Regions from separate parts of the Homo sapiens genome. Here region 1 is linked to region 2. A link is a contact called in ENCODE Hi-C or POLR2A ChIA-PET data. All regions are on one chromosome and are shown on one strand. Each heading gives the region's core, a stretch centred on a gene start or an enhancer-like site at or near the end of the contact. The rest is flanking DNA. Distances are from core to core; before and after follow the strand shown.

The links. A loop is a pair of places that touch in the nucleus more often than their neighbours do. ChIA-PET counts read pairs that join two places held with the same protein, here RNA polymerase II (POLR2A). Pooled maps may share reads with other maps.
Region 1: a loop to region 2 is called in a pooled map, with 4 times the contacts of the local background. The contact joins the promoter of GPR37 here to the promoter of TMEM229A in region 2. A Hi-C loop is called at or near these places in 2 of 50 pooled maps. POLR2A ChIA-PET finds 5 or more read pairs at or near these places in 2 of 52 experiments (BJ and Panc1).

The regions. Positions count from the first base shown.
Region 1 is chr7:124,762,977-124,767,827 of GRCh38, reverse strand. GPR37 (G protein-coupled receptor 37) reads left to right here and starts at 2,036. Exons shown (of 2, transcript NM_005302.5): 1 at 2,036-3,874. The coding sequence starts at 2,852. RefSeq lists a silencer at 1,895-2,024.
Region 2 is chr7:124,031,495-124,036,513 of GRCh38, reverse strand. TMEM229A (transmembrane protein 229A) reads left to right here and starts at 3,447. Exons shown (of 1, transcript NM_001136002.2): 1 at 3,447-5,019. The coding sequence starts at 3,511. The coding sequence ends at 4,653.

The DNA of each region.
Region 1 (4,851 bases), core at 787-3,286, 730 kb before region 2:
AGCTTATATTTTTTCCTATTTCTGGCTTTGTCTGATTTTGACATTAAGGTTATTCTGCCTTCACAAAATGAACTGAGTAGCTTTAAAACATTTTGTATAAATGTATATTTATTCCGCAGGATATGCTAAGGTCTAGCACTTTCCTCTGGGTAGATCTTGATGAATGATTTGATTTCTTTAATGTTATAGTTCGATTACAGTTTCTGAAAATTTTCTTCTTGAACTATTTTTGGTAGTTTATGTTTTTCTATACAATTATTCCTGTTGTCTCCATTTTTAGATTTAATGGTGTATTAGTTTACTATTGCTACTGCAACAAATAACCATAAATTTTGTGGCTTAAAACAACACACATTCATTATCTTACAGTTATGGAGGTCAGAAGTCTCAAATGGGCTAGTAGATCCTTTTTTATGCCCATTCTAGCTTCCAGAGATTGCCCACATCACTTGGCTTGTGTTTGTTTTTACTCTGACCCTCCTGCCTCTCATTTGTAAGGGCTCTTGTGATTATAGTGTACCCACCTGGATAATCACGATACTCTCCCCATCTCAAGAGTCTTAGCTGAATTGCATTGGCAAAATCCCTTTTGCTCTGTAAGGTAACATACTCACAGGTATTAGGAATTAGGATTCGGACATTTTTTTGGGGGGGCATTATTCTATTTACCACAATTGGTATCATATGTTCCATTGTGTTTTCTCCTGCCTCTCTAGATGTGTTGCTTTAAAAAAATTCAGGCCGGGTGTGATGGCTCACGCCTGTAATGCCAGCGCTTTGGGAGGCCGAGGCGGGCGGATCACGAGGTCAGGAGCTCAAGACCAGCCTGGCCAACATAGTGAAACCCCGTCTCTGCTAAAAATACAAAAAAAATTAGCCGGGCATGGTGGCGGGTGCCTGTAGTCTCAGCTACTTGGGAGGCTGAGGCAGGAGAATCGCTTGAACCCGGGGAGGCGGAGGTTGCAGTGAGTCGAGATCGCACCACTGCACTCCAGCCTGGGCGACACAGCAAGACTCTGTTTAAAAAAAAAATTCAGAATGTGTTTATTTCTTCCTCTATCATTTTCTCTTCATTAATTTGTCTATTTTATTAGCTATGCCCTGACAGTTTTGACAGGGTTGTGGGATATAGTAGAAAGGTTGGAAAGGCATGGACAGCCGTGCTGGGAGTGCTGTTCGAGTAATTTTCTGCCTCCAGTCATTTCCCACTACTTCATCAAATACAACTACCTCACTATGCTCTGGGTGGTACGAAGTAACCCATGGTAGGATGCTTCCCAACTCAGTGTTAAAGGTAATGGTGCATCCTGAGCTTTCTCGCTCTGCATCTCAATCCTGGAACTGGTAATTCTCTATGACTGACACCTCTGAGCTCCCATTCTCTCCTATCTCTAGGGAATACCTGAGGAGGTGAGGTTTCACCTTCTTACTCCCCGCGGCCCAACCCCCGTCCGCCCCTCCCCCGCCCCGCCCCTCGCCCCCCAGAGCTGAGACCTGGGCATGCGCATCAGCCGCAACAGATTGGAGGGGACCCTGCTGCTCACTCCCCTGCTACCCTCCTCTCTTCCCTCCCCCGACCGCTCTCATATTCCCGTTCCCACCCCCACCCCCCACTCCCGCCCCGCACCCGCCCCTAGCCCGGGCTCGGGGACCTGTCAGGCTGGTTTCGACAGCTGGGGAATTAACCTGTCCCGCCCATCCCTAGCCTCGAGCCGCGCAGGCTCCGCGCCTCCGCCCTTGTTCCCTCCCAGCTCCTCCGAGTGGAAGCCGCTACAAATGGCTTGAATGAAACGTGTGTGGGTTTAGTGAGTGGTGAACCACCAGGGGATCCCGTCTCCCCACAAACCAGTATCTCTCCGAGGAGGAGGCGAAGGAGTGGGAGGAGGCAACGAGCCGAGAGTCGAGCTTCGCGGGCGCGCGCAGCGGCTGGAGCGCGGGGGCGAGGCCGGGCCACCTCCCCTTCCCGGCCGCGCACTGCCTGGCCCGCGGCGGTTCCAGGCACCACCCTTCCCGTCCGGGCTGAGCCCGCTGTGGCAGTGACTAGCTCCCGCGGCTAGCGGCACTGTCCACCGACGAGCGGCGCCCTCTTCTCCCCCTTCTCCCCACGATTTCCTTCTCTGCGGCGGCACGCCGTCCAGCAGCCTGCTTCGCCCCGTCGTCAACTTTGAGCTGGAGGAGAAGCAACTTTGGCAGTGGCCGCGGGGTTGGAATCCCGCTTCTCCTCGGCAGCAGTAGGCTCGCAAGTCGCTGGGGTTAGGTGGGGCAAGAGTTTCGCCGGCGCATCAGCGCTGCTTCGGACTGTTTGCAACGTGTTTCCAGCGAGCTGGGAGCGGGGTTGTGACTGCGAGTCGTCTGGGGGAGGGGGACTTGTTTTTCTTTTCCTCTAGAGACCTCGGCTTGCAACTGGATCAAACGCTGTCGAAAGGATGTAAATAGGCAGAGCAACTGTTACCAAGAAGGCCACCACCCCCACCCAAAGGCAGTGAGGAGTGTGGGGCTTCGTCTGGGCTCCCCCGAGTCTCAACAGTAATCAACAGTCAGGTGTTGATTGCAACTTTTCAAGGTCAGCCACCGGGAGTAGCCTATTCCCTCTAGGAACCTTGGAGGGCATACCTTGCTGGGACTCAACTTGGCTGAGAAATGCACAAGATGCCAAAGGAGGAAGGATTATAGGGGGCGTGTGTGTGACCCCCAAGACCGATCTTCCGCTATCACCCTAATCTCCGGTTCCCCGCTACCCGGGCGGGGGTGAGTATGTGACATGTGCCTAACTCTCAGCAGCAACTTCGGCAGCAGGTGTCGATCCTAACTAAGCAGGAGCTGCGGCTGCCGGGTGTGCCCTCACCAAGCCATGCGAGCCCCGGGCGCGCTTCTCGCCCGCATGTCGCGGCTACTGCTTCTGCTACTGCTCAAGGTGTCTGCCTCTTCTGCCCTCGGGGTCGCCCCTGCGTCCAGAAACGAAACTTGTCTGGGGGAGAGCTGTGCACCTACAGTGATCCAGCGCCGCGGCAGGGACGCCTGGGGACCGGGAAATTCTGCAAGAGACGTTCTGCGAGCCCGAGCACCCAGGGAGGAGCAGGGGGCAGCGTTTCTTGCGGGACCCTCCTGGGACCTGCCGGCGGCCCCGGGCCGTGACCCGGCTGCAGGCAGAGGGGCGGAGGCGTCGGCAGCCGGACCCCCGGGACCTCCAACCAGGCCACCTGGCCCCTGGAGGTGGAAAGGTGCTCGGGGTCAGGAGCCTTCTGAAACTTTGGGGAGAGGGAACCCCACGGCCCTCCAGCTCTTCCTTCAGATCTCAGAGGAGGAAGAGAAGGGTCCCAGAGGCGCTGGCATTTCCGGGCGTAGCCAGGAGCAGAGTGTGAAGACAGTCCCCGGAGCCAGCGATCTTTTTTACTGGCCAAGGAGAGCCGGGAAACTCCAGGGTTCCCACCACAAGCCCCTGTCCAAGACGGCCAATGGACTGGCGGGGCACGAAGGGTGGACAATTGCACTCCCGGGCCGGGCGCTGGCCCAGAATGGATCCTTGGGTGAAGGAATCCATGAGCCTGGGGGTCCCCGCCGGGGAAACAGCACGAACCGGCGTGTGAGACTGAAGAACCCCTTCTACCCGCTGACCCAGGAGTCCTATGGAGCCTACGCGGTCATGTGTCTGTCCGTGGTGATCTTCGGGACCGGCATCATTGGCAACCTGGCGGTGATGTGCATCGTGTGCCACAACTACTACATGCGGAGCATCTCCAACTCCCTCTTGGCCAACCTGGCCTTCTGGGACTTTCTCATCATCTTCTTCTGCCTTCCGCTGGTCATCTTCCACGAGCTGACCAAGAAGTGGCTGCTGGAGGACTTCTCCTGCAAGATCGTGCCCTATATAGAGGTAATGCCTTCCAGGGGCTCTCAAGCTAGTGGCTTTATCTGTTTTCGGGATTATAGCATCAGAGAACTGCTGCTGGATGCACCTATCTAGCTGAACGCCTTTCCTTTTTATCTGGGGCCCTCTTTCATTTCTCTTTCCAATCATTTATGCATGTATGTATATACAAAAAGAGGCAGCTTCGCGAAATCACCTTCAAATTCATCTGCTCCTGGGCTGTAAAAAAAGGATGATCTCACAATATACAGAATTGTTTGGAGTATAAATCTATCTCCCTGAATATGGTGTTATGCGTATTTCTGATTTGGCACTTGTCAGAGATTTTAGGGTTAAGTAAATGGCCAGCCTAAGGTTGTCATCATCAGAGCCTACAAGGAAAAAAAAAAAAACATTAGCATTTGTGTACTAGTTACCAAGTGCTTCAATGTGAGTTTTCCCCCAAGAAGATTATTGCATTTTTTCTTAAACAGCAAAGTTGGAGTAACATTTTATTGAAAGAAAGAAAGAAAGAAAATTGTGTTTGTCAGTTGGCCTCATGATATATTAATAACCTCTCAAATTAGTTTAAGTGTCTGACTGTCTTCCATGCTATCCCATCTAAATTCTTAAGTCATTTTTTGTTCCTGTCTTTTCCCATCTCGGTTTCTTAATTTTATTTTTGTGTGTTTGCGTGAACTTAAGCAAAAATAAGACTTTGGCCAGCGTGGCACATAATTTGTTTAACATTCTCAAAGTTATACATTTGTTATTTGTTATGGGTGGAAAGATTGGCTATTTTAAGGGATTGACCCTAAGACTAGAAAATTTCTTGGGAAGAAGGGGGCACATCTAGTTTCCAAACTTTGGAAACAAAAATCATTTTGAGTGAAATTGCATTGTTTCATCCTACAGCTAGTGTCCTGGCCCACTATTGTGGTAGGTGGACTTTGCTCTTTAAATGGCCTCTCTTTAAACACCAGCTCTTGGAAGGGGCCCAACTG
Region 2 (5,019 bases), core at 2,198-4,697:
GTCTGCTCCATACCCAGAAGAAGAGAATGTATGCTCAGGGAGGCCAAGAAGATTCTCGACAGACAGGCCTTGCTGAGTTTTCCCCACTCAGTCTGTTAGCCTTAGATCATACTCTTTTTTCCAATCACATTTGGACAAAATGTACAGACACAACTGTCCATACTTTGTTGAACCTAAGCAAAAGAATAGACAATTCCCCCTGTATCTTCAGGTCTTCACTCTGAGGGCCTCCATGTACACATTAATTTGTAAGCCTTTTCTCCAATTAATCTGCCTCTTGTCCATGATTTTCAGTGAACATTCACAGAGCAAAGAGGAAGGTTTTCCCTTGGCCCCGACAGCATACAGCTGCAAAGACCAGCAAGAAATGCTTTTAATCTTTTTATGTTCATAGAGACTCTAATGTGAGGATTTTTAATATAAAATGATGATGATCACTAAAGCTATCCTGCAGTTTTAAAATGAAGAATAGTTTTAGAAATATAGCAATGAAGCACGTAAAACAAAAAGAACAATGTGATGATAAAGCAAAAACAAAGGTTGGCATCATTGCTGGGGTAAGAATGGCACAGAATACTGATTTTTTAAATGAGACCAAAAAAAAGAATTAAAGGTGATATATACCATGAGCATTTTTCTTATACTTTGTCTTATGCCGAGTTTTTTTTGTTTGTCTGTTTGTTTACTTTTTTAAGTTAGTTTCACTCACATTCCGAAATGGTCTAACTAAGAGGCCACAATGAAAATATAAAAGAAACATGGAGAGAATAACAGATCATAGCTGCACTTTCTACTATGCTTTTCTAACTGTTCATTTATATTTTGTATGATTTCTCCTAAGAAAAATGGAAAACCATTTCAGAAAAAGAACCAAAAGAATGAGAAGATTTTTAGTAGTCTAACCCACTTGATAGAGAACTACTGTGAGGACAGTAGTGAGCCCAAACTTTTTATTGAATACTCCTCATTAAAAAATTTAATGTTTCATATGTATATATACACACACATAAATTTTATACATGTTCTATTATACTGTGTAATTTATAAAATATATAAGGTATACAAAATAGAAATTTTTAAATGCTGAAATTAAAAATACAGAAATGAAAGCTCTAATTTTTTTTTAATCCAAAAGATTTTCCTACACTCCCTGGGATGAATTCTAGGTTGGACGACAGATTTTCAAGATTTTCCTTGCATCCTTAAGAAAAGTTAGAATAAATAGAAGACTTGGGCCCTTGAAGTTTAATTTGCTATTTGAAAACAATTCAGGTTTAATATAGCAAGTTAGCATATACATGTTTGAATGACTACATTTATGGTGTTATGAAGAAGTGCTTTCCGTTGTCTAAATAGCAGTTATGGAGAAAGAGTGCATTTGTTTGTAATATCTGATAAATTGGGCCCAGGATTGAGTTTATTTAATGAAATAAAAACTCAAAATAAACATTAATCTAGTAGTACAAACATCTAGTATTTACTATTAAATGATCACGATCAGTTATTATTGATAATAATCATAAGTAGGCTTTATGAAGGCATAATAGATTATTATCATTTTAACTAGATTACACACTTCTTAAAGAGAGCATCTTATAACCCTTTATTTTCCCAGTGTAGGCATAGCAAGGTGCTCACAAAAATGTTTACATTATTTCCCTTCAATGTATTTGCTCAGGCACTTGGGCAACTAGATCAAACCTGGTTTGCAACAAGTTTGATGAACCTGCTACCTGACATTTCTGTCCCTCACATGAAAACTTCCTGACATTCCTGTCCCTGACATGAAAGTTTCTCTTAATTCACAGTCAACTTAGCTACCACAGATTGGAACGTGAGGGGCTGAAATAGGCAAGGAGACAGCGTGAGGAGGAGGTTGCCTTAGAAATAGAGGATCAGCCTCATTATGTCTATTCGCCAGAAGGAAAAAAAAAAATTCCCCAGAAAGCCTTTCATCAAGGGAGGATCTAAACTCTAACACAGAACTGTTATCTATCCGCACATGAATTTCGGGGGAAGGAGGAGAAAGAGGGAGGTAATCGGTATAATTCACCCCCGAGGCTCTTTCCAGTTCCAAGACTGATTCAAAATTGGAGAGAATGGTGGAACCAACACACCAACATTCTGAACCCCTTCCACTCTCTCAACCAAGGAAGGAAGGAAGGAAGGAAGGAAGGAAGGAAGGAAGGAAGGAAGGAGATAAAGAGGGAGGAAGGGAGAGAGAGAGGGAGGGAGGGATTGGAGGGGAGGGGAGGGGAGGGGAGGAAGTAGGGAATGAGGGAAGGGAGAAGAGGGGAGAGGTGAAGGGAGGGAGGGAAAAGATAGAAAAAGATAAACCCTGGCCCTTTATGTCACTCTCCATTTCTGGGATGACCTAGTTCTGCCAAAAGAAGAACCCAGCAGCGGGGTGTGCCAGGACGAGGTACTATTCTCCACCTGAGACCCCACAGTAGCTAGAACAAAGCATTTCCTCTTCTCCACACCCCAACCCAACCCAACTGGCCTGAAATCATTTCACAAATTCTGGGGGACATCGAATCTCTGTCCTTGGCCTTGAGTAAACCCAGAAAAGTAGATGGGCCAAGAAATAGATTGGAAAAGTGGATCAGGCCCCGCGGCAGCAATTTAGATGGAGGGTAACGCAGGGGCGGGCAGGCGTGGAGTCTCGAGTTTATTCTCTATGACTGGGACACAGCTGGCTTTGAATAAGAACATTAAGTATACAGCACCATATTTTGGTCTTGAGCCCAGCCTCCAGCCCGTGGCACTCAGCCATTCGTCTCCGCCAGCCAGGCCCTGGCCCTGATTGCCGCGATGCAGGGAATGCCCATCAACTTGCAGTCACACCTGTTAGGTGTTTCTCCACTCAGTGCCTCCGCCCAGCAAGCGCCCCCCGCACGACCGGAGCCCCTGTGTTGAGTGGGCGCACCGGGAGGAAGAAGCAGGGCCGGGCCTTCCCGAGCAGACCCTGTGGGACTCGGTGCGGCGGGCGGGCGCGTGGGGGCGGCCTGAGAAGGCGGGAGAGGTCGAGGCAGGCGGAGAGGGGCATTGGCAGGGCGGGGGCAGGGCCGCCGCTGCTCGCGTTACGTTCCCAGAGCCTGCAGCGGAGGCGCGGGGCTAAGCAGCGGAGGGGATGGGGCTTCCACAAGCTTCTGCATTTCCCCTCACAGCCCCGGCGCCGCCTCCCCTGGCTGGGCCGCGGTGCCCGTTAGGCCGCGCAGGGTGAGAGCTAGAGCGGGCGCGGGCGGGCGGCACCTCGCCCGGGACTGGAAGGGAGGGCGCAGCGGGGCCACGGCGGGGGGATTCCGCTAGCCGGGCGGCCCGCGAGTCCCCTGAGTGCATCAGCCCCCGCTGCCGCGGGACCGCGGCCGGGACGGAGCTCCCTGCGCGCCCCCCGGGGGCCGGCAGCGGCCAGGAGGCGGCGCGGGGCTCGGCCGCTCGGCCCTGCAGCTCCGCGCACCCGGCAGCGGCGGCGGTGCAGCCTCGGGCGTTCGGACAGCCTCCGAGCCCATGGCGGGGAGCGACGTGGACAGCGAGGGCCCCGCACGGAGGGGCGGCGCGGCGCGGCGTCCGGGGGCCCCTGGCGGGCCAGGAAGCGAGGCGGCAGCCGGCTGCCCGGAGCCGCTGTCCACTGCTGAAGCGCCGGCTGAGAGCGCCACGCTGCCCGCCTGGATGCGCCTCTACTTCTACGGGATGCACGGGATCACCCTGGACGTGCTGGTGTCCTCGGCCCGGCGCTTCGCCCGCAGCCCGGACCTGCGGATGCTAGGCTTCTCCTCGCCCTACCGCTGCCTGCTGCACTCGCTCACCCATTTCGCCCTGGAGAAGGTGTACCTGCAGCAGCGGCGCTGTCCCAACGCCTTCGTCTTCAATTTCCTCCTCTACCCCTCGGCCCACGTGGGGCTGCAGACCCTAGCGGGCCAGGCGCTACTACTCAGCCTGGGCGGCGGGGCGGGGGTCGCGGTGGCGCCAGGGGCGCTGGACCTGGCGCTGCAGTACGTGCTGGCGCTCTACCACTGCCAAGTGTTCCTGAAGCGCTTCCTGCGCTTGCGGTACGGGCGACAGAGGCGGCGGCAGCAGCAACAGCAGCAGCAGCAGCAGCAGCAGCAGCGGAGGGGCGCGCTCCCCGTCCCTCCCGGCGCCCGGGTCCCTACTGCGGCCGGAGCCCGGCGGCGACGACCCCGTGGCCCCAGGGGCGCCGGGGGAGCCCCCAGCCAGGGGCTGCCCGACCTACCCCGCTTTCTTTTCTTCGGAATGCACGGCTTTCTGGATGAGATCTTCTTCACCTTCTTCTTCAACGTACTGGGGCAGGGGGACGGGACAACCAGCGGCCACACGTCGCTCTGGTCCTTCTTTATGTACGGCAGCTGCAGTTTCGTGGTGGAAAAGCTCTACTTCCACCTCCACTACAGCCGCGGTTGGGGCACTTGGAAGCGGGTGCCCATCTACGTGATCTTCATCTACGTGTGGGAGCTGTCCTGGGGTCTGGGACTCCGCACGTGCGGGGCTTGTTCCTGGGACTATTCTCACTACCCGCTCAATTTTATGGGCCTCATCACCCTGATGTATTTACCTGGCTGGATATTCCTTAGTGTGTACCAGGACCTAATTTCCAACGTGTTGTGGAGGGTGCAGTACGTACCAGCTAACTAAAACCAAAAAAGAAAGAAAGAAAAGGAAAAAGTCACTGGATTCCCACGAATGGATGCGATTTATTTTTACACATTTAAAATGAAGTGGGTTTTTTAGTCCTTTAATTTTTATACGCTTTACTAAACTCTTCCAAATTGTTTTATTCCACCTTTTAGTTTTTCTATTTGAAACCCGTGTATAATATACTTTGAAACACTACTCGAAACATAATTCAAAGTACTTTATTTGCCAATGTTTTAAAACATTTACAAGCCCAAACGTTTACACGCCCAAACAGCAAAACCGTTATACCTTAACATCAGAATGATGTAGTAGTGTTTACCCATCTGGCAACAGATGAGTGACAGCTACTAATTTTTTTTTTTT